Linked DNA regions of Homo sapiens: all the other regions are linked to region 1. A link is a contact called in ENCODE Hi-C or POLR2A ChIA-PET data. All regions are on one chromosome and are shown on one strand. Each heading gives the region's core, a stretch centred on a gene start or an enhancer-like site at or near the end of the contact. The rest is flanking DNA. Distances are from core to core; before and after follow the strand shown. Region 1 holds the start of LMTK3 (lemur tyrosine kinase 3). Region 2 holds the start of KDELR1 (KDEL endoplasmic reticulum protein retention receptor 1). Region 3 overlaps GRIN2D (glutamate ionotropic receptor NMDA type subunit 2D). Region 4 holds the start of GRWD1 (glutamate rich WD repeat containing 1).

What was found. A loop is a pair of places that touch in the nucleus more often than their neighbours do. ChIA-PET counts read pairs that join two places held with the same protein, here RNA polymerase II (POLR2A). Pooled maps may share reads with other maps.
Region 2: a loop to region 1 is called in a map of naive thymus-derived CD4-positive, alpha-beta T cell, with 3 times the contacts of the local background. The contact joins the promoter of KDELR1 here to the promoter of LMTK3 in region 1. A Hi-C loop is called at or near these places in 2 of 168 maps with a recorded cell type or tissue (CD8-positive, alpha-beta T cell and naive thymus-derived CD4-positive, alpha-beta T cell), 2 of 37 single-sample maps with no recorded cell type and 7 of 50 pooled maps. POLR2A ChIA-PET finds 5 or more read pairs at or near these places in 8 of 52 experiments (Caco-2, GM10248, H1 and 4 more).
Region 3: a loop to region 1 is called in a pooled map, with 3 times the contacts of the local background. The contact joins the enhancer-like site here to the promoter of LMTK3 in region 1. A Hi-C loop is called at or near these places in 1 of 37 single-sample maps with no recorded cell type and 4 of 50 pooled maps. POLR2A ChIA-PET finds 5 or more read pairs at or near these places in 5 of 52 experiments (B cell, GM10248, H1 and 1 more).
Region 4: a map of B cell shows a loop between it and region 1 (17-fold over the local background). The contact joins the promoter of GRWD1 here to the promoter of LMTK3 in region 1. A Hi-C loop is called at or near these places in 7 of 168 maps with a recorded cell type or tissue (B cell, CD4-positive, alpha-beta memory T cell, CD8-positive, alpha-beta T cell and 3 more), 2 of 37 single-sample maps with no recorded cell type and 16 of 50 pooled maps. POLR2A ChIA-PET finds 5 or more read pairs at or near these places in 3 of 52 experiments (Caco-2, H1 and activated CD4-positive, alpha-beta T cell).

The regions. Positions count from the first base shown.
Region 1 is chr19:48,505,565-48,513,404 of GRCh38, forward strand. LMTK3 (lemur tyrosine kinase 3) reads right to left here and starts at 6,271. Exons shown (of 15, transcript NM_001388485.1): 1 at 5,937-6,271; 2 at 4,895-5,028; 3 at 4,459-4,609; 4 at 3,873-3,949; 5 at 3,287-3,405. The coding sequence starts at 6,012.
Region 2 is chr19:48,386,659-48,394,498 of GRCh38, forward strand. It overlaps KDELR1 (KDEL endoplasmic reticulum protein retention receptor 1), which reads right to left and starts at 4,893. Exons shown (of 5, transcript NM_006801.3): 1 at 4,610-4,893; 2 at 3,766-3,866; 3 at 2,895-3,053. The coding sequence starts at 4,700. GRIN2D (glutamate ionotropic receptor NMDA type subunit 2D) reads left to right here and starts at 7,010. Exons shown (of 14, transcript NM_000836.4): 1 at 7,010-7,210. RefSeq lists an enhancer at 3,720-3,859 and a silencer at 4,730-5,049.
Region 3 is chr19:48,411,179-48,419,018 of GRCh38, forward strand. GRIN2D (glutamate ionotropic receptor NMDA type subunit 2D) reads left to right here. Exons shown (of 14, transcript NM_000836.4): 5 at 2,813-2,927; 6 at 3,195-3,406; 7 at 3,686-3,854; 8 at 4,824-4,977. Among named protein-coding and RNA genes, the nearest start is that of GRIN2D, 21 kb to the left of the region's middle. RefSeq lists enhancers at 3,210-3,931, 3,637-3,776, 7,489-7,840. Within about 2 kb of position 2,886, at least 4 of the 41 ENCODE cell types and tissues checked have a DNase peak (open chromatin) inside an H3K27ac peak, as active enhancers do.
Region 4 is chr19:48,442,983-48,450,822 of GRCh38, forward strand. It overlaps GRWD1 (glutamate rich WD repeat containing 1), which reads left to right and starts at 3,001. Exons shown (of 7, transcript NM_031485.4): 1 at 3,001-3,210; 2 at 3,403-3,520; 3 at 3,699-3,861; 4 at 7,331-7,544; 5 at 7,684-7,826. The coding sequence starts at 3,024. GRIN2D (glutamate ionotropic receptor NMDA type subunit 2D) reads left to right here. Exons shown (of 14, transcript NM_000836.4): 14 at 1-1,949. The coding sequence ends at 955. RefSeq lists enhancers at 888-1,579, 2,752-2,831, 2,992-3,081.

The sequences.
Region 1 (7,840 bases), core at 5,021-7,520:
TAAAAAAAATATATAGTCTGGGTGCAGTGGCTCATGCCTGTAATCCCTGCACTTTGGGAGGCCGAGATGGGTGGATCACCTGATGTCAGGAGTTCGAGACCAGCCTGGCCAACATAGTGAAACCCTGTCTTTACTAAAAATACAAAATAAGCTGGGCTTGGTGGCACATGCCTGTAATCCCAGCTACTTGGGAGGCTGAGGCAGGAGAATTGCTTGCACCCGGGAGGCGGAGATTGCAGTGAGCTGAGGCCCCGCCATTGCACTCCAGCCTGGGCAACAAGATTGAAACTCTGTCTAAAAAAAAAAAAAAAAAAGTCTGTAATCCGAATACTTTGGGAGGCCAAGGTGGGTGAATCACCTGAGGTCAGGAGTTCGAGACCAGCCTGGCCAACATGGTGAAACCCCGTCTCTACTAAAAATACCAAAAATTAGCCAGATGTGGTGGTGGGCGCCTGTAATCGCAGCTACTCTGGAGGCTGAGGCAGGAGAATCGCTTGAACCCAGGAGGCAGAGGTTGCAGAGAGTTGAGATTGCGCCACTGCACTCCAGCCTGACAACAGAGCAAGACTTCATCTGAAAAAAAAAAAAAGATAAATAAATAAAAATAAAAGTTAGCCAGGCATGGTGGCTATGCAGGAGGCTGAGGCAGGAGGATCACTTGAGCCCAGGAGCTCAAGGCTGAAGTGAGCCTTGAAAAAAAAAAAAAAAGTATTTATTTATCTATTGTGTGTCTTCTCCACTAGGGGGTGAGCTCTCCTAGGATAAGAATTTGGTGTGTCTTCCTGCCTGTGTCCTCAGTGCCTAGACTAGTAGTAGATGCTCAATAAACACAGGTGGAGAGAAGGACTGGCTTGGAGGTCTGCAGGAGGATGAGAACATTTCAGGCTTGCAGCCCAGGGTCTGGCCAGGAGTAGGTGCACAGTAACTTACTAGTTATTTTCCTACTGGGGCCTGGCGGGAGGCAGAGCCACTTGTGTGCTGTGGGGCCACTGCCAGTACCCAGCCTTCTATTGCCTGTGTGTAACCGCGGCTCTGCTGTTTATGCTGTGTGTCCTCAGGAGAACAGGGTCTCTTGCTTCTGTTTGGTGGAAGAATCGTGTAACAAAGTGTTGTTATTGTTGTTGTTTTCTCACGCTGTCTCCCAGGCTGGAGTACAGTGGTGTGATCTTGGCTCACTGCAACCTCTGCCTCTGGGGTTCAAACAATTCTCCTGCCTCAGCCTCCTGAGTAGCTGGGATTACAGGCGCCTGCCCACCACACCTGGCTAATGTTTGCATTTTTAGTAGAGATGGGGTTTCACCATGTTGGCCAGGCTGGTCTCGAACTCCTGACCTCATGATCTGCCCACCTCAGTCTCCCAAAGTGCTGGGATTACTGGTGTGAGCCACCGTGCCTGGCCAATTTTTTTGTATTTTTGTAGAGATAGGGTTTAGCCCAGGCTGGTCTCCAAGTCCTGAGCTCAGGCAGTCTGCCCGCCTTGGCCTCCCAAAGTGCTAGGATTACAGGCAGGAGCCCGACAAAGTGTTCATGAAGCTCCTGCCATGTGTGGGGCTTCAACAGTGGCTGGAGTTCCCAGCATGGGAGACTTGGGGTGGCTGGTGTAGAAGGAAGCCAGGATTCACTGCACACCCACGAATCTGGCCAAGGCCGGCCGCTCTGCTCTCAAATCCTCCCAGCAACGTGCTAGGCAGGATGATGATCCCCATTTGATCCAGATGGAACAGAGGTGAAGCGACTTGCCTAGGGTCACACAGCTGGTAATGATGGGAACATTGGGATTTGATCTCAGGTCTGTGGCTCGCCCAGCAAACGTCTACTGAGAGCCAGCAGCACTTGTGCTCGGGTAACGAGACAGACCCTGAGCTGCTGCTAGTAGAGACCTGCACTGTCCAACAGAGCTTTGCGAAGGTGGGAATCTTCTGGACCAGCCCTGCCTACCAGGGGAGCCACTGGCCACAGGTGGCTATTGAGCACTTGAGATATGATGAGGGTGGCTGAGGAAATGTGTTTTTAATTTGATTGCATTTTAATTAGCTTACATTTTATTTATTTATTTATATAATAGAGACAGGGTCTCGCTCTGTTGCCCAGGTGGGAGTGCAGTGGTGCAGTCATAGCTCACTCCATCCTCCAATTTCTGGCCTCAAGTGATCCTCCCACCTTGGCCTCCCAAAGTGCCGGGACTACACGAGTATACCACCGTGCCCATCTTAGCTTAAATGTAATAGGCATATGTGGCCAGTGTTTGCTGGCACAGGTTTAGGGAGAGACAGGCAATAAGCAAGTAAGCAAATGATATAGTGACAACCTGGGGTATGGGTTATGAAGAAAACACATGCCATGACGGGGTGAAGCACCCCAGGACCCTCTTTGGAAGGAGGGGAGGAGTAAGGGAAGATGTCTCTGAGCTGAGGCCTGAGGAAGGGAAGGGGCCCCATCCACACCTGGGGATGAGCAAGGAGTGATATTCTAGAGAGGATATAGCAAGGTCCGATGCGCTGCGGCAGGGAATTGGCTTCCGTGGGGAGGGTCAGTGAAGAGGCCAGCGTGGCTGGGGTGAGGGGGACATTGGAAGGAAGGGACAGTGTCAGACTGCGCAGGGCCTGTGGGCTGTCAGGAGGACCAGATGTGTCCTGTAGGCAGTAGGGAGCCATGGGAGGTTTTGGAGTGAGGGAGTGCCAAAACCCAATGTGTTTCTCAGGGTAAAGCCCACCTTTACAACTGTTCTGATAAGGGGTCTCTGCGAACACACCCTTTCCAAAACAGGGAACTCACTACCTCACAAGGAATTTATCTGGCAAATGGATACCTAGACCCCATCCTAGAAGCACTGAGAGTGGAGTAGAGACCAAGAAGGGCAGGGATGGAGCTCCACAGTGGCCTGCTCGGGCACCTGCTCAGGGACCTAGTCTGTGGCCTGGGGAAGGGAAGTACCAGCTGGTACCCAACATTGGACATGGGAATCTCACATCCTCTCAGCTGCCCTCTTCATGAGGACACTAGGGCTTCCTGGACTCACTTTCCAGATGAAGATCCGGAGGTTCAGAGGGGAGAGGAGCAGGCCTCTAGCTCAGCTTCTGTGCTCCCGCCTCCTCCACCATCCTGCCTCTCACTTCCCACCCTTAGCTCGGTCCAGAGGAAGAACCTGAGGTTCAGGGAGGGAAGTTCTCCTGCCAGAGCTGCACAACCGGAAGAGGTAGATTCCAGGTGTGACCCCATACAGCACTCCTTCCACTCCTGAATGTCACCTCAACAAGGCACACACCCACTGAGAAACCCTCAGTACCTGTACGGCTGTGCTTCCGAGATGAACTTGCGTTGCTCCAGGGGCCCCGCGCTGGCTCGGAGCTCCTTCACCACCACCTGGGCGGGGGTGTAGTCGGAGAAAATCTCTCCCAGGATCACCTGGTCAAGGGGCACCCAGGAGTCAGCGAGTGCCGTTTCCCCAGCCCCGTCCCCTGGGACCAGCTCCACTCCACCACACAGCTCCCAACCCCCGGCTCCTTCCCAGCTTCTCCCTCCACATCCCACCACCCTTGACCCCCACCAGACATGGGGTGAGACACTCACGGGCCCAGAATCCGATGGACGCAGGGACGGATGGAAGGATGGACAGACGGACGGACGCGTGGAGAGCCGGGTGGCGCGGCGGAGTGGTCAATGGAGTGAGGAGGGAGGCGCTGACTGACAGATGTCGGGGATGGGGCGGGTGGGAGCCGGTGAGAGGTGGACGGAGGGGGGATGGGAGGCTGAGGGGGCATGGGGAGGAGGCGAGGGACAGATGAGAAGTGGTGAGAGCAGGGGTGTGGACACAGAACAGGAGGACAGCTCGGGATCCATGGAGCCCTGCCTCCCCTCCCCAGCCCACTCACCTTCCCAAACCAGCCACTCCCAATCTCCTGCAGGTAGCTCAGGTGCTGCCGGCTAAGGCCCAGGGGGGTGGTCATGTCTGGGGAGGGCAAGAGGGGAAAGCCCCTGAGTCTCTCCCCCTTCCTGAGTGCTACCAACACACCCCAGGTCAGTGGGGACTGAGACAGAGCAGACATCACTCTCTTTTCATTGGCTGCCACCCACATTCCATGTCAGAATCTCAGCTTCCTCATTGGCTGCTCACAAGGCTCCAGCATCCAATCAGTCCTTCCTTTTGGCATCCCAAGCTCCTATGATGTGATTTCAGCCTCCCATTGGCTGCCTCTGAGACTGTGCTCTATGGTAATCTCACCACCGCTTGCCCCTTAAAAATCCCCAAATCTGGTTTTGGATTAAGCAATGGCTTCCACCAAGATGATCTTTGTCTGCCTCCCCATAGGCTGCTTCCAAGATTCCAGCGCTCCCACCTATGCCTTTCCCATTGGCTGCCGCTGGTCTCAACCGCCCCAGCCCCTGAAGGAACACACTCAACATCTTCTGGCCTTTCCCGGGACACCATGGGATGCTGGTCATGGCGTGGGGCAGTACCTGAGTGTGAAGGCTGCGGGGCAGGCATTGGCAGGGAGACCTCAGCCAGCGGGAGAATGTAGACATCAGGCAGCGACTGTGAGGAGGAGGTCTCCTCCGCAGGGGGAGTGTACTCCCCGGAGCAGTCCTCCCCTTCAGGGTTCTCAAATTCCTGGGGCCAGGAGAGGAGAAGAGGGGTGGGAGAACGCAGGGCTGAGAGACACGCCATCGTCTTTCTCTTAAGTTTGTCTCCCCTTCATTTTTGTAACTGTCTCCCAGTCCCAGCCCAATTTCCATCCCCCATTTCCCCATCCCAAGGCTCCAGATCTTGCCATAGCTTCAAGCTGGAAGGTGCTCTCGGATTTACTGCCCCCTTCTCCCCACCAACCACCTGTGTAGGGGGTAAAGGCCTTGCTGGAGTCTTCCTCCCCAAGTTGAATCCCCTCATGCACCTCACCTTGAAGCCGACATCGCCCCGTTTGCAGCACAGACAGGTGAGGAGGAGGAAGATGAAGGCCAGCAGGCCGGAGCAGGAAATGAGGACCACAGCGTAGGGAGGAGCCAGAGGAGCCCGGCCCAGGGCGAATCCATCTGTGGGCACAGGGCTGGGCTGGGGTCCCAGCTTCAAGTCCCTGGATACCGGAATCATGCCCCCTCCCGTCCCGGCACGTCTTGGACTACAACTCCCGTGATGCTCTGCGACCAGGGTCCCTTGGCAGAGGTGCAGAGTGGCCCAAGGCATTGTGGGAGTTGTAGTTTGGGGCCTTCCCAAGTGGTTGGATTGGGGGTGGGGTCTCTCTTCTCGTCCCAAACTGGGACCCCCGCCACCTCATCCCACCCCATCCCCTCACCCCAGGCTTGGATGAATTCCAATGAGGGTTGAAGGAAAGAGGAGTGATAGTGAAGTCTGGAGCTTGCAGAATTTAAAATACGCTCCCGTGGACAGCCTCATTACCCCTCGTTGGGGAGGAGGACTAGCTCTCAGCTGCAGGCTGGGAGAAGATTCTTGCCCCATGCTGGAACCCCCCAGTTTGTGGGGTTGAGATCTGTCTCTTTTAGGGACGCTTGGCGCACACCGATGTTCTCTATCCCCAGCCCAAGACCCAGAGAAGGGAACTCCGCAAGCCCTGGGTCTCTCCAGAAGCCAGAGACAGCCTCCCGTGTTGTGTCCCCCTTAGAAATAGTATTCCTGTCCTCTGCCCCCAATTCTCCCAGAGGCCCTGTCCTTCCCCTTCTTCCTGCACACACCAGCACAAACACATGCGTGCACGCATACACACATGTTGCCCAAACGGAGCCCCCTCCCCACCCAGCCCCCAGCCTCCCTCCCACAGGCCCTGCTGACAGAGGCACCGTCCCCGCCGCTCCGGGCCCTGCTGGGCTGCGGGAAGACGCGCACCAGGTGACGGGGCAGGACCCGCAGACAGACCCCTGGGCAGACAGCGAGGCCGCCGCGGGGGTGGGGGCCACCGGACAGACTGATGGCCCGACAGACTCACCGGGGTGGGCCGGGGACGCCAGGCAGCCGGAGGCGGAGACGGCCGCAAGGAGGATGAGGGCGCCGGGGGCAGGCATCTTGTCGAGGATGGCAGGGAGGTGGAGGTGGTGGCGGCTGGGGAGGAGGGGGGGGCGGGCCCTCAGCCCCCAGCCATGGGGACCCGCGCGACCCTGGCCTCCTCCCGGCCCAGGAGAGGGGCAGGAGACGCAGGACAGGGGGAGGGAGGGGCTGCTTGCTGGCTCAGGTACCCCCCTCCCCCTCTTTGAAGGGACAGACGGATGAAGGGATGGAGAGGCGGACAGAGGAGAGATGCTGGGGAGCCGGGGTTGCTGGGGTGGGGGGGAGAGGGTAGGATGGGGGGGGCGAGAAAGAGGGCCCCGCCCCCGAGGGCAGCCAGGATTGGGGGAGCAGAGAGCCTGTCACAGGAAGGGTGGGAGGAGGGAGGATGGAGCGTCGTCATGGCAACTGGCTCCCCCGTAGCATTGGCTGCCAGGAGGGAGGGGAGGAAATGGGAGGGGGAGGGACAGACAGGGACCGGCACACACTTGCAGCGGGGGTGGGGGGGCAGGGCCCACGGGTGCCTGGCCCGGACACCGCTGTGACATGCCACCAGCATGGACACATGTGCTACACGCTAAGATGCAGATGTCAGGCACGCGCAGCCCACACACAGCTGACACACGTCGCAGGGACCCTCATAGACAAGCGCATCACATACAAAGGTGGACAGCCATCAGCAGACGGGGACACGTACACGTCACACACAAAGACGCAGGGACCGCACTGGAAACGCACAGGCAGGCCAGCTTCCAGCACAGATGCACCCGGCCACGCAGGAACGTCAAAGCATCACAAAGACCCACACATGCCCCGGACAAAGTAAAGCCCCAGATCCACAGACGCACACGCCACAGACAAAGATCCCCACGGACACCACTGTGACATGCTGACACTCATAGTCACAGCCACGCAGACAGTCCCTAGACAAATGGGCAACAAAGAATACCCACAGACACAAGTATCACATACATGCACGTCACACAGACATGCACAGACAGCAATTGCACAGACACACGCAGACACACACATCACATGAACTAACATAGACACGGACACAGCAGCTACACAGAGACAGGCACATCACATACATGAGTACACAGAAACATAATACATGCATGTATACGGACACGTAACATGCATCACTCACACGGACACAAGCTTCACTCACATGGATACACACAGACACACTACATACACATGCATGCGGGCACACACAACTCATACATACAGGGCTACATAAATCACATGCAAAAATACACATAAATACACCACACACTGATACATACAGACACATATAACATGCACATATACACAGTCACACATACATAAGCACAGACATAGGCACACAGATCAAATACACAGACACACAGAGTTGCACACATCACATACCTAAACAGACATGGACACACACATCACAAATACACACACCTTTCACACAAGGTTACAAAGACACAGAACCCCACCACAGTCACACATCACATACATAAACACACACTGGCACACATAACACATACAAAGAGTCACACACCCACAACACAGACACAGACACGCGCACAGACACACGGGTCGCAAATACCCACGTTTCCCGTGCGGTTACGCAGACATTACACAACCACAGCACTTGCCTCATACAAAAGATACATGATCATAGTTTATTTAATGTATTTATTCTTATGAGTATTTAGTCTGTGCCAGGTATCGTCCGCAGCGTTTTACACGTACAGAATTACCTCTCAATCCTCACAACCGCCCTCTGAGACAGGTATTTTTTAATCATGCCCATTGTACAGATGAGGCAACTGAGGCACAGCGCGGGGTAGTCACCTGCCCCAAGGCACACAAGCC
Region 2 (7,840 bases), core at 3,643-6,142, 120 kb before region 1:
GCTGGTCTTGAACCCCTGACCTCGTGATCCACGATCCACCTGTCTCAGCCTCCCAAAGTGCTGGGATTCAGGCGTGAGCCACTGCGCCCAGCCTGATGTCTGAATTTTTAAAGAATATTTTCCTTAGGTCAGGCACGGCAGCTCACACCTGTAATCCCAGCACTTTGGAAGGCTGAGGCAGGTGGATCACTTGAGGCCAGGAGTTCAAGATCACCCTGGTCAACATAGCAAAACCCTGTCTCTCCTAAAAATACAAAAAAATTTTACCTGGGTGTGGTGGCTCATGCCTGTAATCCCAGCTACTCGGGACGCTGAGGCACGAGAATTGCTTGAACCTGGGAGGCAGAGGTTGCAGTGAGCAGAGATCGTGCCACTGCACTCCAGTCTGGGTGACACAGCAAGACTTAAAAAAAAAAAAAAAAAAAAGACGCCTGGGTTCTGGTCTGGCCTCCTCCACCTTCAGCAAGCCGCACTACCTCCCTCAGCCTCAGTCTCCCCATCTTCAAAATGGGTCTAGTAATCCCTAGTCAACAGGGCAGTTATGAGCTAAGTCAAGGGCTTGGATAAGTGATCCAAGCAAGGTGGTAACAATATGTTTGCAAAGTCCAGGGCCTGGAGCCAAGCCCAGGATTCCCACCACAGCATGATGCAGCCTCCCTCTGATATCTCTGACCCATGGGCCAAAGTCACCCTCTGTTGGATTTGTCTGGCCTATACAGTGCTTTTAGAGATATGTTTTGAAGGCCAGGCACGGTGGCTCATGCCTGTAATCCTAGCACTTTGGGAAGCTGAGATGGGAGAATTGCTTAAGACCAGGAGTTCAAGACCAGCCTGTCAACATGGTGAAACCCCATCTCTACTAGAAACACAAAAATTAGCCAGGCGTGGTGGCAAGCACCTGTAATCCCAGCTACTCGGGAGGCTGAGGCAGGAGAAACGCTTGACCTGGGAGGCAGAGGTTGCAGTGAGCCAAGATCGTGCCACTGCACTCCAGCCTGGGCGACAGAATGAGAGTCCATCTCAAAAAAGAAAAAAAAAAAAAAAAAAGAAATATAGTCTGAATCTGTGGCTAAAATTTTAAAATGAGACATCTTGCCTGAAAACTCCTGAATTATGGCTTCTGTTGAAAAGATCAGCACATCTGGCCACCCAGGCCTATCTTCCTATAAGGCAGGAGTGGGCACAGGTAAGAAAAGGTTACCCTGAATTTATGATTCCTGCCAGGCCCCAGGAGGCAAGAGATCGCAAACTTAGCACTGGCTCTCGCAAAATTCCTCCCAGGAGTTTGTACAGGTCCCAGCAAAACACCATGGAATAAAAATCATTAACAGCGAACATTTAAAAGTAAAAGTATCAGAGATGGGACTAAACACTTCAGTCATTGAACATTGATTGACACAGCACTTCCTACCTCATCCCAGATACTGTGCTTTATTAATACCAACCTCTCATTTGAACCCTATGACATAGGAACTGATTATCTCCATTTTACAGATGAGGAAACTGAGGCACAGGGTAGTTATGTGATTTGCCCAGAATCCCATAGCTGCTACATGGTAGAGGCAGGGTCCAAATCCTTACACTCTGATTCTAGAGTCTTTATGTGTTTTGACACCAGGCAGTGCTGCAAAGTCTCAGTAAATTCTCACAATGACCTGATCACAACTTTACAAATGTGGAAACCGAGGTACAGAGAGGTCAAGTCACATGCACGGGATCATGCTAATAGAAACTAGCAGATTTGGAGCCGGGCGCGGTGGCTCATGCCTGTAATCCCAGCACTTTGGGAGGCTGAGGAGAGTGGATCACCTGAGGTCAGGAATTCGAGACCAGCCTGGCCAATATGTTGAAACCCTGTCTCTACTAAAAATACAAAAAATAACCTGGCTTGGTGGTGGGCATCTGCAATCTCAGCTACTCGGGAGGCTGAGGCAGGAGAATCGCTTGAACCTGGGAGGTGGAGGTTGCAGTGAGCCAGAATCATGCCACTGCCTCCAGTCTGGGCAACCGAGCGAGACTTTGTCGAAAGAGAAAGGAAAAAAGAAAGAAAGGAAGAAAAGGAAGAAAAGGAAGAAAGGAAGAAAGGAAGGAAAGAAGAAAGAAAGGAAAGAAAGGAAGAAAGAAAGAAAGGAAAGAAAGAGAAAGAAAGGAAGGAAGGAAGGAGGAAAGGAAGAAAGGAAGGAGGAAAGGAAGAAGGAAAGGAAGAAAGAAAGGAAGGAAGGAAGAAAGAAAGGAAGGAAGAAAGGAAGAAAGGAAAGAAAGAAAGAAAGAAGGAAAGAAAGAAAGAAAAAAGAAACTAGCAGATTTGGAATTCAAATTCAAGAAGGCTGGGCCAGGAATGGTGGCTCACGCCTGTAATCCCAGCACTTTGGGAGGCCAAGACAGGCAGATTATTTGAGCCCAGGAGTTCAAGACCAGCCTGGTCAACATGTGAAACCCTGTCTGGACTAAAAATACAAAAATTAGCAGAGCATGGTGATGTGCACCTGTCTTCCCAACTACTCGGGAGGCTGAGGTAGGATAATTGCTTGAACCTGGGAGGCGGGGGTTGCAGTGAGCCGAGATCATGCCACTGCACTCCAGTCTGGGCAACAGAGCGAGACTTTGTCTCCAGAAAAAAAAGAATCCCTAAGCCTCAGTTTCCTCATCTGTAAAGTGGGGCTGCTGAGAAAAGTAAGTAGGTGAAATGCTTAGGGTAGTGACTGACACATAGCGAGTCTTGCTGCTGTTGTGTTAATTTCCTCTGACCCCAGAGCCCATGCACTGAACTTATGCATCCTAAAATAAGGCAGTTTGGGCACACCCTGCAGAAGGAAGCCTGTGAGAGGGTCTCCTGTCATAGCTACTCTGCCACAACCATCCCCCCAAATAAGGAGTCACAGCAAGGCGCCTACCTCCAGAGGGGTGAAGTCATGATTGACCAGGAACGCCAGAATGGCTGTGGGAACGACCAGGAACTCCACTCTGAACGTGTCATGGTTCCCATCGTAAGTAGCTTTGAACTTGCTATAAATCAACCAGACCGTGGTGAAGGAGCAGGCTATGTAGACCACCTGAGGAGGGGGATGATGAGAAGGGGCCTCAACTCACAGGCCTGTGCCCCAGTAGGCTCAGAGCCCGGAGTCCAGGCCCCTCCCTCAGACGCAGGAGTCCAGACCCCCAACCCCTCCTCCCTCAGACCCAGGAGTCCAAGCCCCCAGCCCCTCCTCCCTCAGACCCAGGAGTCCAGGCCCCCAACCCCTCCTCCCTCAGATCCAGGAGTCCAAGCCCCCAGCCCCTCCTCCCTCAGACCCAGGAGTCCAGGCCCCCAACCCCTCCTCCCTCAGACCCTGGAGTCCAGGCCCCCAGCCCCTCCTCCCTCAGACCCAGGAGTCCAGGGCCCCATTCCCTCCTCCCTCAGATCCAGGAGTCCAGGCCCAGCCCCTCCTCCCTCAGACCCAAGAGTCCAGGCCCAGCCCCTCCTCCCTCAGACCCAGGAGTCCAGGCCCCAGTCCCTTCCTCCCTCAGACCCAAAAGTCCAGGCCCCCGGCCCCTCCTCCCTCAGACCCAGGAGTCCAGACCCCCAACCCCTCCTCCCTCAGACCCAGGAGTCCAGGCCTCAGTCCCTTCTTCCCTCAGACCCAAGAGTCCAGGCCCCCGGCCCCTCCTCCCTCAGACCCAGGAGTCCAGGCCCCCAGCCCCTCCTCCCTCAGACCTAGGAGTCTGGGACCCACACCCGGCTCCTCTGCCTCAGTGGGGGCCAGAGAGGTGGGGTGGAGCCTCTACCTTCATACACGTGTTGTAGAGTGAGATGTAGTTGGTGAAGAGGTCCAGATATCGGGCAGTGAACACCACAGCAAACAGGACCTGGCTCTTCCCTGAAATTCCTGTGGTCCAGAGACAGAGAAAGAGAGAGAGAGAGAGACAGAGAGAGAGAGAGAGACAGACAGACAGACAGACAGACAGAAGGAGAGAGGAAGCTGGGGGTGGGCTGCATGGGCAATAAACTAAGGCAGGGCGCCCGGGACCAGCCTGGAGGCAGCTCTGGAGTGCAGCTGTCCCCGGAGGCCTCCCCAGCCCGCCCCGCCTGAGCAGGGCCCTTTCCCACGGACCACAGCCAGGGGGCAGCCCAGGCCCCCGAAGCTACTCCAGCCCGAGGCTCCGTCCCAGACTAGGCCTCATGGCTACCCCTGGCCCCTCAGGGTCCTCCCGCAGTCTGGACCTGAGGTGAGGCCTAGGGAGGACCTTCCCTGACCTCAGGCCCCGGATCCGGTCACCTCCCTCCCGTTCCCTTCCTGGCCGCCACGGTCCACGTCACCAACTCACAGCCACCTCCCCGCCTGCCATGGTTCCCTGTTCCCGGTCCATGAACCCTCGGGCTGCCCAGATTGGGGCTGGGGGTGGCTGAATTGGGGGCCTAAAGCCATTCACATGAAACTGTATGCACCCCCGCCAGTCTGGGGAAGGGAGCTGATCCCCTGGAGACCCAGAACCTAGAAGAGAGATCCCCAGCAAGCAGTGGGGGTGGAACCTGTGCCCCTAGTGCCCCCAAACCCTTCCTGAGTCCTGCGACGTCCCCCAACCCCCGCCCGCAATCTCTCTCCTTCGCCAGCCCTGGTGGGCCTCTCACCGGCGCACGAGCGGGACTTCCAGATTTTGAGCAGTAGCAAGATGATGGCGAGGAGGTGGGAGAGGTCTCCCAGGAATCGGAAGAGATTCATGGCTGGGGAACCCTGGCAGGGCTGAGCGGGAGGGAGGCAGGCTGGCGGGGGGGTGCCCCCCGAGGCTGCTGGTCTGAACGGGTAGCTGGGCTGGGGGGACGGAAGAGGGACCCTAGGTGCGCTCCGCTCCGGGGAGGGGACTTTGGGAGGGGGAGCAAAGGCTGGAGCTGGCGGCGGAGCTGGAGCCGGGAAGAGGGAGGAGAGCGAGAGGGGGAGGAGTCCGGGAGGAGAGGCTCCGCCCCCGAGGGCGGGGCCTGGATCCCCGGCGCCCCCTATCGCCCACCTCCTGCTTTGCCGTGGCGGCGCTAAACGCACCCCCAAAGCTGCCCCATAGGAACTTGGGAGGGTCGCAGGGTTCGGAAAGTGCCAAATCCAGCACCGGTTCGCCCAGGCAGTCTGTGTCTCTGGAAGAGACGCAGTCCAGTACACCAGCCTCAGCCCTTGCAGGGATGTAGAGACTGCCCTCTGAGCTTGAAAAATCCTGCAGGGACCCGGAGGCTCAGCTGCTAGCTTTTGCAGCTTTCAGGCACTCTAACTCCAATCCCCCAGAAGACAAGAAAGATACCCCACCTACTTCCTCCCCTAGACCCAGGACTCAAGGCCCCAGCCCGTTCGTCAAACCCAGAAGTCTGGGTCCCCAGCCCCTCCTCCCTCAGACCCAGGAGTCCAGACCCCCAGCCTCTCCTCCCTCAGACCCAGAAGTCCAGACCCCCAGCCCCTCCTCCCTCAGATCCAGGAGTCCAGGCCCAGCTCCTCCTCGCTCAGACCCAGGAGTCCAGGCCCCCAGCCTCCTCCCTCAGACCCAGGAGTCCAGGCCCCCAGCCTCCTCCCTCAGACCCAGGACTCCAGGCCCCCAGACCCTCCTCCCCCAGATCCAGGAGTCCAGGCCCCCAGCCCTTCCTCCCTCAGACCCAGGAGTCCAGACCCCCAGCACCTCCTCCCTCAGACCCAGGAGTCCAGATCCCCAGCCCCTCCTCCCTCAGACCCAGGGGTCCAGGGCCCCAGCCCCTCCTCCCTCAGACCCAGGGGTCCAGGGCCCCAGCCCCTCCTCCCTCAGACCCAGGGGTCCAGGGCCCCAGCCCCTCCTCCCTCAGACCCAGGAGTTCAGGGCCCCAGCCCTTTTCCCTCCTAGGACGCTGTTCCTTGGAACTTAGGGTCCCACCCCCACCATCTTATGGATCAAACATCCTAACCTTAAGAATCTAGATCTACAGTTTCTCCCTTTACGACCCACAGATTTAGGCCCTGATTCTCTTCTTTTTCAGGAATGTGCACCTCACCCTGTTCTCCCAGACCTTGAGGATGAAGGAAACAGGAGCCTCACCCAGGAGGCTCAAGGCCAAAACTCTGACCCAAACTACCTCAGGAGCCCCTGGCCCTGGCTTCCCCCCTGCTCCAGAGTTTCTGCCCTGCCCACACACACACACCCTCTTCCACCCTCAGAGGCCCCGGTGTCCTGCCCCACGCTCTACCCCAGAGCCCCACGGGTGGCTTTATAAAAGTGCCGGGCCCAGCCCTCTAGCAGGAGGGGAATGCTGGGCATCTGGGTGTGGGACCCCCGGGGAACAGCCTGTGGTCTGGACTCCTGCATCTATGAGGGGACAGACGTGGCTTCCCTTCCGGATGATGGGGTACCCACAGATGATGGAGGCCAGGGTCCCTCAATAAAAGAAGGGGTGCAGGCGTGTTGATTTCTTCAGAGGGCTGGAAGGACGGGGTGCCCAAGGGTGACATCCACGAGTCTTGGGTCCCTGAGGGTGGCTTGTACGGGGGAGAGTCGGGATGACTGAGTCCTTAAAAGAGACTCCGACTTGGAGGCGGTCCCCAAATTCCTGGGTCCCAGTAGAGAAGGGGACTCCTGGGTCTGAGGGAGGAGGGGCTGGGGGGTGGGACTCCTGGGACCAGGGTCGAGACCTGGTTTTCAGGCCTGGCCTTCTGGGGCAATAAAAGCCACAGCTTGGGTCTTAGTGTGGCGAACACTGAAGTCAGGGAAAGGCCTCCTGTTTCCAGAGCCTCAAGGCAGGGCGGGGGCAGAGGGCAGCAACCCCCAGCCCTGGAGTCTAGCTCTGAAGCTGGTGTCTCCATACCGGGTTCTGAGTCCCTGCCTGCCTGTCCCCAGCCTGACTTCTTCCTCCCTTTTTATTTTCAGCCCCTCACTCCCTTGTCCCAGGAGGAAGGCAGAGGCTGGTAGCTAGGGGTGGGGGGCGGCCCCCTCCCCAAGCCTGGCAGGAGAAGGGGTCCCCAGGGAGGCCAGGAGGGGGGGCTGTGGGTCTCCCGGCAGTGGCAGACGGGGACTGAATGTTAATCGCATCCCGAGTGAGTGTGTGTGTGCGAGAACACAGCGAGTGTGTGAGTCCCTCCCGCTCCAGCTCCTCCAAGCCGCGGCCGCCGCCGCCACCCTCGCCCGCAGCCTCCCGCAGCCTCCCTCGGCCACCGGTGCCTGCTGGGGGTGTTGCCTGGGTAGGTCGGCCCGGCCCCCAGGGGTCTCTCGAGCGTCTGCCATCTGCCCGGTGAGGATCTGTGTGTCCGGGTGTCTGGGGCTGGCTGGTGGAGGGGGGGTGTGTCTGTAAGCGCTGCGGCGGCGGAGGGAGGGAGGGGTCTGTCTGTCTGTACCGACCCTGAGCTGCCTGCCTGGGTGTCGTGGGGCTCCCGCTCCTTCCCCCCGGCCCCCCCAAACCCAGATGGATGGTGTGTACCTGGGTTCTGTGCCTCCTGCCTGCGTCCGGCCAGGCGTCTGGGCGTCCCCGGCTGCCTGTGTCCTCCTGTCTGTCCAAACAGCCCCTATCAGCAGTGGCAGCCTGGCCCCCATTAGACCCCCCACTCTGTGTGTGTGTGTCTGTGTGTGTGTCCCTCCTCAAGCTCTGGGGGTGTTGAGGGGGAATCCCAGGGAAGTGAGATCGTGCGTGTGTGCGTGAGTGTATGTGTGTTTCTGCCTGTGTTTGAGAGTGGGGGAGTCAAGGGGGGGTCTAGAGGTGGCCAAGCGAGGAAGGGGCAAGCAGTTCCCCAAGCAGGCAATCTCCCGCTCCTCACACGCACACACCAGCCACTAGCTTCAGAGGTGACCCAGACAGACAGATAGACACAGACGCTGGAAGGGGGGGTGGGGGGGCTGAGGGCACAAAGCGGGGGTGCGAGTGAGC
Region 3 (7,840 bases), core at 1,636-4,135, 98 kb before region 1:
GGGCATGGCGGTGCACATTTAAAGTCCCAGCAGCTTCACAGGAGGCTGAGGTGGAAGGATCACTTGAGCCTGTGAGGCAGAGGTTGCAGTGAGCCAAGATCACGCCATTGCACTGCAATCTGGGTGACAGAGTGAGACCCCGTCTCAAAATAATAATAATAATAATAATAATAATAATAATAATAATAATAGGCCGGCAGTGGTGGCTCACGCCTGTAATCCCAGAACTTTGGGAGGCCGAGGTGGGCAGATCACAAGGTGAGGAGTTCAAGACCAGCCTGACCAACATGGTGAAACCCTGTCTCTACTAAAAATACAAAATTAGGCAGGCGCGGTGGTGCTTGCCTGTAATCCCAGCTACTCAGGAGGCTGAGGCAGGAGAATCGCTTGGACCTGGGAGGCGGAGGTTCCAGCGAGCTGAGATTGCACCATTGCACTCCAGCCTAGGTGACAGAGCAAGACTCCATCTCAATAATAAATAAATAAATAAATAAGAAGAATAGTTGGTCAGGATAAGGGGTGGTATAAGGTTTTTCAGGCAGAGAGAACAGCATCTGCAAAGTCCTAGAGATAAGAAATCACTTGACATGTTTGGGAGACACCTTGAAGCCAGTGTTGATAGAGAAAAAAAAAAAGAATTTTGGGGTGAAAAGAGTTTGAAGTTTGAGGGTGGGAACTCTCAGAGATGCGGCTTCAGAGGAAGGCAAAGCCAGAACAAAAACAGACTCTAGGGGCCTGGCACAGTGATTCACACCTGTAATCCCACTATGTTGGGAGGTTGAGGTGGGAGGATCACTTGAACTCAGGAGTTCAAGACCAGCCTGGGAAAAGTAGTGAGACCCTATCTCTACTTAAAAAAAAAAAGAGGCTGGGCGTGGTGGCTCATGCCTGTAATCCCAGCACTTTGGAAGGCCGAGGCAGGCGGATCACAAGGTCAGGAGATCAAGACCATCCTGGCTAACACGGTGAAACCCCGTCTCTACTAAAAAAAATACAAAAAATTAGCTGGGTGTGGTGGCAGGTGCCTGTAGTCCCAGTTACTTGTGAGGCTGAGGCAGGAGAATGGCGTGAACCTGGGAGGTGGAGCTTGCAGTGAGCCAAGATCGCACCACTACACTCCAGCCTGGGCGACAGAGCGAGACTCTGTCTCAAAAATAAATAAATAAATACATACATACATACATAAAAATTTAAAAAAAAGAAAAGAAGAAAGAGAAAGAAAAGAAAGAAAGAAAGAGAAAGAAAAGAAAGAAAGAAAGAAAGAAAGAAAGAAAGAAAGAAAGAAAGAAAGAAAGAAAGAAAGAGAGAGAAAGAAAGAGGCGGGCCAGGCCAGGCGCGGTGGCTCACGCTTGTAATCCCAGCCCTTTGGGAGGCTGAGGCGGGCGGATCACCTGAGGTCATGAGTTCGAGACCACCCTGGTCAACATGGTGAAACCCTGTCTCTACTAAAAATACAAAAAATTAGCCGGGCATGGTCGTGGGCGCCTGTAATCCCAGCTACTCGGGAGGCTGAGGCAGGAGAATTGCTTGAACCCGGGAGGCGGAGGTTGCAGTGAGCTGAGACCACACCATTGCACTCCAGCCTGGGCAACAAGAGCAAAACTCTGTCTCAAGAAACAAAAACAAAAACAAACAAAAAACCACACATTAAAAAAAAAAAAAAAAGAAAGAGGAGGGCATGGTGGCTCATGCCTGTAATCCCAACACTTTGGGAGGCTGAGGCAGGTGGATCACTGAGGCTGAGGTCAGGAGTTCTAGACCAGTCTGGCCAACATGGTGAAACCCCATCTCTACTAAAAATACAAAAATTAGCTGGACATGGTGGTGAACACCTGCAATCCCAGCTACTCAGGAGGCTGAGGCAGGAGAATTGCTTGAACCCGGGAGGCGGAGGTTGCAGTGAGCCGAGACCATACCATTGCACTCCAGCCTGGGCAACAAGAGCAAGACTCTGTCTCAAAAAACAAAAACAAAAACAAACAAAAAAACCACACATTAAAAAAAAAAAAAAAGAAAGAGGGCATGGTGGCTCATGCCTGTAATCCCAACACTTTGGGAGGCTGAGGCAGGTGGATCACTGAGGCTGAGGTCAGGAGTTCTAGACCAGTCTGGCCAACATGGTGAAACCCCATCTCTACTAAAAATACAAAAATTAGCTGGACATGGTGGTGAACACCTGCAATCCCAGCTACTCAGGAGGCTGAGGCAGGAGGATTGCTTGAACCAGGAGGCGGAGGTTGCAGTGAGCGAAGATCATGCCACTGCACTCCAGCCTGGGTGACAGAGCAAGACTCTGTCTCAAAAAACAAAACAAAAACAAAAACAAACAAAATATTAGCCAAGCATGGTGGTGCATGTCTATAATCCCAGCTACTTGGGAGGCTGAGGCAGGAGAATCACTTGAACCCAGGAAGTGGAGGTGGCAGTGAGCCAAGATCATACCACTGCACTCCAGCCTGGGAGACAGAGCAAGACTCTGTCTCAAAAAAAAAAAAAAAAAAAAAGACCAGCCTGGGAAAAATAGTGAAACCCCATCTCTACTTTAAAAAAGAAGGAAAGAAAAGGGGACTCTAGGGCCTCAACACCAAGCTGAAAGAGAGTCTGGAACCTTATCCTGGGGGGCACTGGGCAGCCAAGGGGAGGGTGCTGAGCAGGGAAGGGGTATATTCGTGTTTTTGAGACCTTGGAGGTAAAAGAAGAGAGATTCCAGCTGGGGGCTGGGGCTGGTCTGCAGAAAGGGGACTTTCTCTGCCTTCCGCTGCCAAGGTCCAGCCCAGGCCCCAGCATGTCCCCTTTCCCTCCTCCTGGGCAGGTACTTCATGAACATCACGTGGGATAACCGGGATTACTCCTTCAATGAGGACGGCTTCCTAGTGAACCCCTCCCTGGTGGTCATCTCCCTCACCAGAGACAGGACGTGGGAGGTGGTGAGTCGTAGCCCCAGACCTCAGGCATGGCAGAGGGTGTGGACTCCTGCATCCTGGCAGAGGGGGGGCTTGAGGTCGTGGACTAAGAGGGAGGAGGGGACAAGGAGCCTGGACTCCTGGGTCCTGGGATCTGAAGGTGGGAGGGGCTCCTGGGTCTTGGAAGAAGCTGCTGCCCACACACCTAGGTCTGAGGGAAGAGGATCATGGAGGCCAGGATACACCGGGAAGTCTTCCCAGGAAGCCTGACTCTCTTTCCCTTTGGCCAAGGTGGGCAGCTGGGAGCAGCAGACGCTCCGCCTCAAGTACCCGCTGTGGTCCCGCTATGGTCGCTTCCTGCAGCCAGTGGACGACACGCAGCACCTCACGGTGGCCACGCTGGAGGAAAGGCCGTTTGTCATCGTGGAGCCTGCAGACCCTATCAGCGGCACCTGCATCCGAGACTCCGTCCCCTGCCGGAGCCAGCTCAACCGAACCCACAGGTGACAGCTCGGGATCCAGGAGTTCCGGCTCCAAAACCCGCCTCCCGTGAAGCCCAGTAGTCTGGGCCCCCAGCCCCCTCCTCCCTTGGGACCCAGGACCCACAAAGCCCTCCAGCTTGGTGACCTTAGGCAAACCTCAGAATTCTTTGAGCCTGAGTTTCCCCTGAAAGCGCTAACCATAGTTTTAGCTGCCGCCTATCCCTTCCTCCATATCCTCTCTTCATGAGAGAGTCTAAGGAGGGGGTCCCCAAACTCCCCAAGCCTGGTCACTGCCCGCAGCCCTCCACCGGATGCCCCCCGCCCGGAAAAGCGCTGCTGCAAGGGTTTCTGCATCGACATTCTGAAGCGGCTGGCGCATACCATCGGCTTCAGCTACGACCTCTACCTGGTCACCAATGGCAAGCACGGAAAGAAGATCGATGGCGTCTGGAACGGCATGATCGGGGAGGTGAGGGGGCGGACGGGAGGCGGGGAATCTTCGGGGCGGAGTCGAGAGGCGGGCACAGCCGGGCGTGGTGGCTCACGCCTGTAATCCCAGCACTTTGGGAAGCCGAGGCGGGCGAATTGCCTGAGCTCAGGGGTTCGAGACCAGTTTGGGCAAAACGGTGAAACCCCGTCTCTACTAAAATGCAAAAAATTAGCCGTGCGTGGTGGCGGGCGCCTGTAATCCCAGCTACTCGGGAGGCTGAGGCAGGAGAATTGCTTGAACCCGGGAGGCGGAGGTTGCAGTAAGCGGAGATCGCGCCACTGCACTCCAGCCTGGGCACAGAGTGAGACTCAGTCTCAAAAAATAATAATAAAAAAAAAGAGGTCGGCACCCTGGGGCAGGGGCGCGGCCAAATTGAGGAAACACCTGATTGGGGCCTGGGGCGGGGTCGCGGGAGGGACATGCCTTGGAACAGGGGGCGGGGTCAGGAGGTGTCAGGGGCGGGGTTTGGAGGAGGGACTTTGGAGCAGAGGAGGCGGGGCTAGGAGGGTGGGACTCCTAGGGGAAGGGGGCAGGGCTGGGAGGAGGGACTTTGGGGCAGTGGAGGCGGGGCTAGGAGGGTGGGACTCCTAGGGGAAGGGGGCGGGGCTGGGAGGAGGGACTTTGGTACAGAGGAGGAGGGGCCAGGAGGGTGAGAATCTAGGGGAAGAGGGTGGGGCTGGGAAGATCTGGACCAAGGCCTTGAGGTCTTGCTGGGAGCAGCCGGGTAGGACGCGGGCTACCAATTCCCAATCTTGTTCCCCATTTCTCACCTCCGCCCTTCCCTGCCCCACTCTTCGTCCCCCTCCTCACCCACCTCGCAATCCCTCTTGGCCCCTTCCCTCACCCTGTCACTGGTCTGCTCCCGGGGCCCGTCTCTGCTCGCCGTCCGTGTCAGTCTGTCCGCTTGAGCCGGGTTCCCCCGCCCACTCCTCATCGCCCCCACCCCAGGTGTTCTACCAGCGCGCAGACATGGCCATCGGCTCCCTCACCATCAACGAGGAGCGCTCCGAGATCGTGGACTTCTCCGTCCCCTTCGTGGAGACCGGCATCAGCGTCATGGTGGCGCGCAGCAATGGCACGGTGTCCCCCTCGGCCTTCCTCGGTAATCTGGGGCCCTGGGACAGGGAGCTAGCCCTAGGCAAAGTAGCCGTCCCCAACCGTGTGGGCCCTGGGATCAGAAAACCTGGGTTCCCGGTATCATCGGTACTTGAACCCGCTGTGCAACTTCGGTGAAGTGACATCATTTCTGAACCTCAGTTTCCTAATCTACAAGATGGAAGAAATAATTTCCCTACCCAGAAGACATTTCATCAAGAGGCTAAAGAAGCTTGAGCTCAGGAGCCTTCTCTTGCACTGCAGCTTCCAAGCCCTGCACCTGGTTTTGTATTCATAAGGTTGAATTATTTTTTCTCAAAGAGAGCCCTCCAAATTGTGCAAGCTTCAGGCCCCACAAAACCCAAGTGTTTTCCTGTACTAGGTATGAGATGAAGAGAACAAATTAGCATGGTACCAATACCTTGTAAGCACTTAAGTCACCATCAGTGTTTACTGAGCATCTACTATGTGCCAGGTGGTGGGCTCCACACTGGGAACACAGTGGCAAATGAGGAAGACACAAATCCCTGTCCAGTAGGATCTCTCAGCCTTGTGAAGGAGGCAGAAGATAAGCTTCTACTTCTCTCTCTCTCTCTCTTTTTTTTTTTTTCAGACAGAGTCTCACTCTGTCGCCCAGGCTGGAATGCAGTGGCACCATCTCGGCTCACTGCAACCTCAACCTGCCTCTCAGGTTTAAGCGATTCTCCTGCCTCAGCCTGCCAAGTAACTGGGATCACAGGCATGCACCACCACGCCTGGCCAATTTTTGTATTTTTAGTAGAGACGGGGTTTCACCATGGTGGCCAGCCTAATCTCAAACTCCTGACCTCAGGTGATCTGCCCACCTCAGCCTCCCAAAATGCTGGAATTACAGGCGTGAGCCACTGCACCCGGACAAGGGTTTTAACTACAGAAGATGGTGTGGGGATATATAATCAGATTTAAGTTTTTAAAATATCCAGCTCTGTGTAATCCCAGCTACTCCGGAGGCTGAGGTGTAAGGATGGCTTGAACCCAGGAGGCAGAGGTTGCAGTGAGCCAAGATGGCACCACCGCACTCCAGCCTGGATGACAGAGCCAGACCCTATCTCTAAAAAAGAACAAAGAAAAAAATCCCACTCTGTGGAAGCAAGTGGCTGGTGGGGATGCTACTGCAAGGTTTATGCCAGAGACAGAGTGGGGGTGTGCAATAGGAAGGTGACAGCAGACAGATGCAGGGTGTGGTTAGAGAGCTGCCCACCAGATGGGCTGGTGGCTTTGAGATGGATTGGGTAGAGGGACCATTGCTGAGCTGGAGAAGCGTACATCGGCCAAGGGCAACAGTGCTTGTCAGTTCCCACTTGCTCTCTGAAGTGTGAGCAAAGCTCCTGGGAGAGGGGAGGGGCTGGAAGAAGAGCCATCCCTTCCTTTGTGTTTTGTTTTCTGTTTATTTCGCCCAGTGGTGTCTCCTGTGGCCTCCCCTTTGCACCAAGGTCTCTGCAGGGCACACTGAGAAGCACCACGTGGGGCCCCTGCTTGCAGGCAGCACACTGCAGAGGAGTGACAAGGTCCTATTTATGCCCCACCAAGTTGCCCAGCAGAGGTGACAGGCGTGTCCCCAGCTGCCGCAGTGACAGTCCAGGGTGCTGACCTTGCTGTGACGGGGGCAGTCCTGACAGCTCACACTTGGCCCTGGAAAGTTGAATCACCTGGTCCTAATCTCAATGAAATGGTGATTTGGGTTTATTGTTGGTGAGCTCCCAGGGGCTAAACACAGTTATCGAATGTGAGGAGGGGACACATGAATGGGAGGTTGTCTAATGGACAGGGCAGGGTGTTAACTCTAGCAGGGACACCTAGGAGACAAGGAAGAGAGGGTGTCGCTGATTCAGGCACCTGCGAGTTCTTTTTTTTTTTTTTTTTTGAGACAGAGTCTTGCTCTGTCACCCAGGCTGGAGTGCAGTGGCACGATCTCAGCTCACTGCAACCTCCACCTCCTGGGTTCAAGCAATTCTCCTGCCTCAGCCTACTGAGTAGTTGGGACTACAGGCGCCCACCACGACACCCAGCTAATTTTGTATTTTTAGTAGAGATGGGGTTTCACCATGTTGGCCAGGCTGGTCTTGAACTCCTGACCTTAGGTGATCCTCCCACCTCGGCCTCCCAAAGTACTGGGATTACAGGCGTGAACCACCACACCCAGCCACCTGTGAGTTTTGAGTAAAGCATGGGTGCTTGAGAGAGTGATCAGGACAGAAAGGAGAGTGTGACAAGGCTGAGTGGCAGGGACTTTGTCCTGGGGGTGCTAGGGAGCCTGGGGAGGGCTGTAAGCAGGGGAGGGGCCAGGTCCTCTCTGTGCTGTGTGGGGGATAGGCTGTAGGGGACAGACAGGAGCTCAGGAGGCTGGGGAAATGGTTGGTGGGAGGAGATGAGGCCTGAGCCCTGTTGGCCATGAGAATGGAGAGGAGAGGCCCAAGTAGCATCAGGGGCAGGAGCGTGGGGCTGGATACTGACAGGCTGTGGCCAGCGAGGGAGAAGGAGGGAGGAAGGGAGGACGGCAAATGAGGTTTGGGCCTGTGACTGGGTGGATGGTGGGGCTCCCATCATGAGGAGCGTGGGAGCTGGTCTGGGCTCAGCATGGGACATGATGAATGGCCTGAGGAGATGGCTGGGGTAGGTGGAGGCTTGGGCCTGTGACTCAGGAAACATTTAGGAGACAGTTTCTATTTGGTGGCTGAAACCACAGAAATGCCTGCGACGGCTCTCTTTGAGAATGGCTGCCTCCTAGGGGTATGGGTGTGCCATAAGACTATCTTGGAGATGGAGAAGCAGAGATAGGGCCAGAATAGGATGGGGTCAGATCTGGGCTGCACCTTGTTCCCTGCTGGTAG
Region 4 (7,840 bases), core at 1,751-4,250, 66 kb before region 1:
CCCCGCCGGCGCCTTCCCCGGCTTCCCGTCGCCGCCCGCGCCCCCCGCCGCCGCGGCCACCGCCGTCGGGCCGCCACTCTGCCGCTTGGCCTTCGAGGACGAGAGCCCGCCGGCGCCCGCGCGGTGGCCGCGCTCGGACCCCGAGAGCCAACCCCTGCTGGGGCCAGGCGCGGGCGGCGCGGGGGGCACGGGGGGCGCAGGCGGAGGAGCCCCGGCCGCTCCGCCCCCGTGCCGCGCCGCGCCGCCCCCGTGCCCTTACCTCGATCTCGAGCCGTCGCCGTCGGACTCGGAGGACTCGGAGAGCCTGGGCGGCGCGTCGCTGGGCGGCCTGGAGCCCTGGTGGTTCGCCGACTTCCCTTACCCGTATGCCGAGCGCCTCGGGCCGCCGCCCGGCCGCTACTGGTCGGTCGACAAGCTCGGGGGCTGGCGCGCCGGGAGCTGGGACTACCTGCCCCCGCGCAGCGGTCCGGCCGCCTGGCACTGTCGGCACTGCGCCAGCCTGGAGCTGCTGCCGCCGCCGCGCCATCTCAGCTGCTCGCACGATGGCCTGGACGGCGGCTGGTGGGCGCCACCGCCTCCACCCTGGGCCGCCGGGCCCCTGCCCCGACGCCGGGCCCGCTGCGGGTGCCCGCGGTCGCACCCGCACCGCCCGCGGGCCTCGCACCGCACGCCCGCCGCCGCCGCGCCCCACCACCACAGGCACCGGCGCGCCGCTGGGGGCTGGGACCTCCCGCCGCCCGCGCCCACCTCGCGCTCGCTCGAGGACCTCAGCTCGTGCCCTCGCGCCGCCCCTGCGCGCAGGCTTACCGGGCCCTCCCGCCACGCTCGCAGGTGTCCGCACGCCGCGCACTGGGGGCCGCCGCTGCCCACAGCTTCCCACCGGAGACACCGGGGCGGGGACCTGGGCACCCGCAGGGGCTCGGCGCACTTCTCTAGCCTCGAGTCCGAGGTATGACGCGGCCCCGGGGGCCCCACCGCCCCCTTGGTCAGCGCAGGCCACGGCCCGAGGGGGCGCCCGCAGTGGACAGGACCCGCGTGGGTTGGGAAGGAAAGCAGTGGAACTGGCCGGACCCCGCCTGGAGCAGCGTCCTGCGCCCCCTGGTTCTGGAGGAACCGCAAGCCGGAGAGGATTTGGTCCCTCAACTATCACCCAGCCTGAGAACGAGGGGGCGGGGGCCTTGGAGCCCACCGGACTTTTTTTTAAACCCGACAAGGGCTTTTTAACGTCACCAGATGGGGCGGGAGGTGGGGGGTTCACGCCACTCCCGCGTCCCACCTCCACGCCCGGGGCCGTGGCCCCCACATCACTGTGCAGCTCCCCGGCCCCAGCCGCGCCTCCGGGGAAGCCCGTTTTTAACCTTTCATCCATTGGGACTCAAAACTGTGAGACGCGTTCGCCAAACTGTGACCCCAGACCTTGGCCCCGCCACACAGAAACCCCTGACCCAGACTGTGACATCCGACTCCTAAAATGGTCATCCGACTCCAGACTGTGACCCCTGACCCCAAACTGTGACCCGAACCCCAGACTGTGCCCCGACCAGACTGTGACCCTTGACATCAAACCGTGACACCCCCTCCTCCTCTTCCACCCTCGGTCGCTTTTCCCTACTCTGACCTAGGACACGTCCCCAACGGAAGCCCCGCCTTCCCTTGCACCGCGATGAACCCAACCTCCCTGAAGCCAAAACTTCCCACCCTGCCGCACCTCCGGACCACCCCACTTGCCACCAAGCACATCCTCTCCAAATCCAACCCTTATTTGCGACCCTTCAGTGATGACCCAGCAGACCTCCAAAAAGCCTCCTCTGCCCAGATCTCCAGCCGGGTCTGGGGCTGGGTTGCGGAGGGGAGGGTCTGGGAGTCCACACTTCTCCACCAACTTCCCTTCCCACTCTCTTATTCCACATTGCAGTGTTTGGAATAAACCATGTTTTTATGCCTCCTCAGTCCAAGCCTAAGCTCCGTATCTGTTAGCCCCCCTCAAATTCTCTGGAGGAAACAGAAACACAAAAGTCCCACAGGGGAAGAGGAGACAGAATTAGAGAGAGAACAGAGACTCTGAAAGGAGGTGCCTGGGGAGACAAAGACCAAGAAAGAGGAGGTGGGAAGAGACCCTGAAAAGAAAGTCGAGAGGGTACTGGGGCAGATAAGAGACCCCAAGAGAGTGGTGAGATAGATCCCGGAGACAAAACATATTAAGATCAAAGGTATGGTTTTATTTCCTATGGCTATAGGTACCAAGGCTTGCTACATTCTCAATATCCTGTTCATGCAAGCTAGGAGAGTGTCTGACATATCCCAGCCAATCCGCATTATCTTGAATGCTGTTAATCTCACCAATGAGAATCTATTTCTAACATTTCATTATGTCAATTAGCCAAACCGCTGGTGCTGATGGGCGATAAAGAGAGACGAAGCACTTGTAATAGCTGCCTCCAGAGGGTGGACTTTCTGATTAAGTGCTCGCTGACCAGAGCTGAAATGTGAATGTCTGGTTAGGCAATTGACTGCCCCTAGAGGGTAGATTGAACCGCCTAACTTACAGATAATATCCATCCTGTCTACAAGAAAGCATTTTTGAAACAAATGAAAGCCATCACAACAGAGAGAGGAAAAGAAACCGGCCTTATGGGTCCTCGGGGAGTAGAAACTCAGTCTCCTTGCCAGTGAAAGAGCAAATTTGCATATATGAATAATTAATTAACTGGAAAGAACGCTCTCGGAATCAAACTGGACAATGGGGAAAACAAGCCTCCCGTAGAACTACAACTCCCAGAAGGCCTTGCCACTACCGCGAGGAACAGCGCCCAAAGTCACGCGAAGATGCAGTTTCTCCGTATCCGCAGGCTTCTTTCGCTGGCGCCATTACCTGAGTTCTCCTCCAGCGTTTCCGCACCCTCTCCGATTAGCGGTCCCAGGAGTTTCCAAGGTAACCGCGCAGTAGGGCGGATCTCATTAGGCGGAAAGCGAAACCCGGAAGTGACGCTCTTACCGGGTGTCAGCAGCGAGAGGGTTCGAAGATGGCGGCGCGCAAGGGTCGGCGGCGCACGTGTGAAACCGGGGAACCCATGGAAGCCGAGTCCGGCGACACAAGTTCCGAGGGCCCGGCCCAGGTCTACCTGCCCGGCCGGGGGCCGCCGCTACGCGAAGGGGAGGAGCTGGTCATGGACGAGGAGGCCTATGTGCTCTACCACCGAGCGCAGACTGGTAGGGCTGAGTCCGGACTCCAGGGTCCTGAGGTGGCTGATCCCGAGCCTTTAACCTGAGAGGTGCTCGGGAAGAGAAGGCTGGGGTCTAAGAGAAGTGATTTCATACCGGAGGCGGTTGATCCATGAGGGAGGTGGGGACTGAGCTCTTACTGTCCCGTCTTAACTCGTAAACCCCGCCTTCCATCCCCAGGCGCCCCCTGTCTCAGCTTTGACATAGTCCGGGATCACCTGGGAGACAACCGGACAGAGCTTCCTCTTACACTTTACTTGTGTGCTGGGACCCAGGCTGAGAGCGCCCAGAGCAACAGGTAAGACCCGAGGCTTTTCCAGGACCAGGAGGCTCAGTTTCCAGCCCCTTCCTCAGCACCCAGGAGTTAGGGCTTCCAGTTTCTGCCTCTCGCAGATCCAGGAGTCTGGGTTTCCAGCCTCTCTCCTTCCTAAGAATCCTGGAATCTAGTGCCTAACTCACCCCACAATTTCTCCCAGACTGATGATGCTTCGGATGCACAATCTGCATGGGACAAAGCCCCCACCCTCAGAGGGCAGTGATGAAGAAGAAGAGGAGGAAGATGAAGAGGATGAAGAAGAGCGGAAACCTCAGCTGGAGCTGGCCATGGTGCCCCACTATGGTGGCATCAACCGAGTTCGGGTAAGTATGGTCCCAGGAGCCTGCTCTGCATACTCTGAAACACATCTGACCCATCCCCTGTGTCCATAACTCCCAACACCTCCTCATGTTCTTTTTTTTTTTTTTTTTTTTGAGACGTAGTCTCGCTCTGTCACCCAGGCTGGAGTGCAGTGGCGCAGCCTCGGCTCACTGCAACCTCTGCCTCCCAAAGTGCTGGGATTACAAGCGTGAGCCACCGTGCCTGGCCCATTTTTTTTTTTTTTTTTTTTGAGATGGAGTCTCGCTCTGTTGTCCAGGCTGGAGTGCAGTGGTGCGATCTTGGCTCACTGCAACCTCCCCTTCCCAGGTTCAAGGGATTCTCCTGCCTCAGCCTCCCAAGTAGCTGGGGCTATAGGCGCCTGCCACCAGGCCCTTCTAATTTTTTGTTTTTTGGTTTTTTTTTGAGATGAAGTCTTGCTCTGTCGCTTAGACTGGAGGGCAATGGCATGATCTCAGCTCACTGCAACCTCTGCCTCCCAGGTTCAAGCGATTCTCCTGCCTCAGCCAAGTAGCTGAGATTACAGGTGCGCGCCACCACGCCCGGCTAATTTTTGTATTCTTAGTAGGGACGGGGTTTCACAATGTTGATCAGGCTGGTGGTGAACTCCTGACCTCGTGATCCGCCTGCCTCGGCTTCCCAAAGTGCTGAGATTACAGGCGTGAGCCACCGCATCTGGCCAATTTTTTGTATTTTTAGTAGAGACAAGGTTTCGCCTTGTTGGCTAGGCTGGTCTCAAACTCCTGACCTCGAGTGATTGATCCGCACGCCTCGGGCACCCAAAGTCATGGGATTACAAGCGTGAGCCACCACACCCGGCCTCCTTCAGTTTTTAGAAAAGTACTTGTCACATAGTTTTATACAATTTAGCTATTATGATCAGTGTCATTACATGTTAGGTACTGTTTTAGATTATGAGGATATGGTTTATGTTCTTCACTTTTCTCTTTGGTAACATAGTGAGTTATAGAACTTATCTGATGGGGCTGGCATGAGGTCAAATGAAATAACATATAGTGCCTAGAATAGCACCTGGTTGTAATATGAGGTATGTATTTTCTGTTACTATTCAGGAACTGTTTTTGGTTGTGGCTGTTTGTTTTGTTTTTGAGTCATGGTTTCACTCCCATTGCCCAGGCTGGAGTGCAGTGGCGTGATCTTGGCTCACTGCAACCTCTGCCTCCCAGGTTCAAGTGATTCTCCTGCCTCAGCCTCCCGAGTAGCTGGGATCACAAGTGCACACCACCATGCCCAGTAATTTTTGTATTTTTAGTAGAAATGGAGTCTCATTATGTTGGCCAGGCTGGTCTTGAACTCCTGAGCTCAAGTGATCTGCCCACCTTCGCCCCCAAAATGCTGGGATTATAGGCATGAGGCACTGTGTCCAGCCTGTTTATTTGTTTTTTGCTTCAAAGCTAAAACATCTTCTGATCAGGTAGACTTGTAAGTACAATGATACGGTATATGAAGAGCACTTAGAGCAGTACTTGGCTGATAGCTGGGGCTGTCTGTTTCCATGAAATTATTTTTACTATGTTTCAGTACTGTTCTAGATGCAGAGGATTTAGCAGCAAGCAAAAGGTCTCTGGCTCCATCAACTTACACACTAGTGGGGGAAGGGAACGAGATGAAACTAAGTAAATGTGTACCATGTCCAAAGGTGTTAACTATCCTGGAAAAAATCCAATGAAGTAGGGGAAGAGGGTTAGGGTGCTCCAGGAGTGGGGTGCTATTTTTAAACAGTGTGGTTAGGAAAGTATTCTGTCATAAAATGCCATTTGCATAGATACTCACAGGTAGTGGGGCAGTGAACCCTGTAAAAGAATTTGCAGGCAAGGAAAAACACAAGTTCAAAGGCCCTGGGGTGAGCTTGGCATGTTTGAAGAGTTTCAAGTGAAGCGGGAGTGTCCAGTCTGTCTGGAGCAGAATGAACAAAAGGGAGAATGACACAATTTGGGGAGCGGGCACAGAGAAGACATTGTTCAGAGCCTTGTCGGCCACTGTAAGGACTCCAGCTTTTAATTGGGAGACGTTGGAGGGTTTCAGGCAGAGGAAAGACAGGGTCTGACTTCTGTTTTAAAGTGGTCCCTCTGGCTGCTGTCCTTAAATATCAATTGCAGAGAGGTAAGGGTCGGAGGAAAGAATCCTGTGGGGAGACTTACGGTATTCAGGGGAAGGATGACATCAGTAGTAGTGTGACAGCAATAGACATCATGAGAAGGGGGTTGGAAGTGAGCTTTTTTTTTTAGATGAGACAGAGTCTCGCTTTTGTCGCCCAGGCCGGAGCGCAATGGTGCGATCTCGGCTCACTGCAACCTCTGACTCCTGGGTTCAAGCGATTCTCCTGCCTCAGCCTCCTAAGTAGCTGGGATTACAGCCACCCACCAGCACGCCCGACTAATTTTTGCATTTTTAGTAGAGGCGGGGTTTCATCATGTTGGCCAGGGTGGTCTCGCTCCTGACCTCAGGCAGTCTGCCCTCCTCGGCCTCCCAAAGTGCTGGGATTACAGGTGCGAGCCACCGCGCCTGGCCCTGGAAGTGAGCATTTTTACTGTAGTCAGCATAGGTGCTGGGCATGAGGACCAAGAATGAGTTCTGAATTTTGGGGCCTGAGGTGGAGAGAGAGCAGTTGCAGGTGGCAATTAGGAGCTTGGCTTTGGTTGTATCAAGTTTGAATGGTCAGGCTGGCACAGTGGCTGATGCCTGTAATCCCAGCACTTTGGAAAGCTGATGCAGAAGGATCGCTTGAGACCAGGAGTTCCAGACCAGCCTGGGCAATAAAGTGAGACCCTGTCTCTACAAAAAAATTTTAAAAGCCAGATGTGATGGTGCTTACCCATAGTCCCAACTACTTGGGAGGCTGAGGTGAGAGGATCACTTGAGCCCAGGAGGTTGAGGCTGCAGTGAGCCATTATGGCATCACTGCACTCCGTCCTGGGCAACAGAGCGGGACCCTGTCTCAAAAACAAAAAAGTTTGAACGGTCAATGCAGTAAGAGTCTGGAGCCCAGGGGAGAGGTCAGGGCTAGGGGTATTGGAAACCTCGTGGCTGGACTGGGTCTCCTAGTGAACAAACACAGAGGCAAGGAGATCCGAGGACTGAGTCTTGTGGCCTTCTAGCATTTAGAGGGTTACCGAGACCAGGAGCCTGAACACCCTCCCAAGGGCTGGTGGGAATTGCAGCCTCAACTCCCAGGCATCCTGGGGCTCTATCCTCCCACCTCAGCTCCCCCACCCACTCCCACCCCCTGTGGAGAGCTGTCCCAGTTACCATGCTGGTTTTTGCAGGTTGTGATTTTCTTCCCACAGAGGTTTCAAGGAGCTGTAGTCCCAGGCCTGGGAGATCTGAGGAAGCGCACTTCTGGTTCTCTGGGATATGGGGAGCGTGGGGTCAGTGCCTTGATCCTCCTCTCCCCTCGCTTCACATCACCCTTCCCCCACCGCTCTTCTGCAGGTGTCATGGCTGGGTGAAGAGCCTGTGGCTGGGGTGTGGTCAGAGAAGGGCCAGGTGGAGGTGTTTGCGCTGCGGCGGCTTCTGCAGGTGGTGGAGGAGCCCCAGGCCCTGGCAGCCTTCCTCCGGGATGAGCAGGCCCAAATGAAGCCCATCTTCTCCTTCGCTGGACACATGGGCGAGGGCTTTGCCCTTGACTGGTCCCCCCGGGTGACCGGTGAGTCCCTGGGGTGTTCAGGAGTCCCGGGAGGTCGGGGGAGCAGGGTCTGCAACAAGGGGCCGGGCGCTTAGACTCCAAGGAGGGGAGCGAGCTGCGGCCAGGTGGGGCGAGGTCATTTCCTGACTCCCTTCCCCAGGTCGCCTGCTGACCGGTGACTGTCAAAAGAACATCCACCTCTGGACACCTACGGACGGCGGCTCCTGGCACGTGGACCAGCGGCCATTCGTGGGCCACACACGCTCTGTGGAGGACCTGCAGTGGTCACCGACTGAGAACACGGTGAGGGAGGGTGG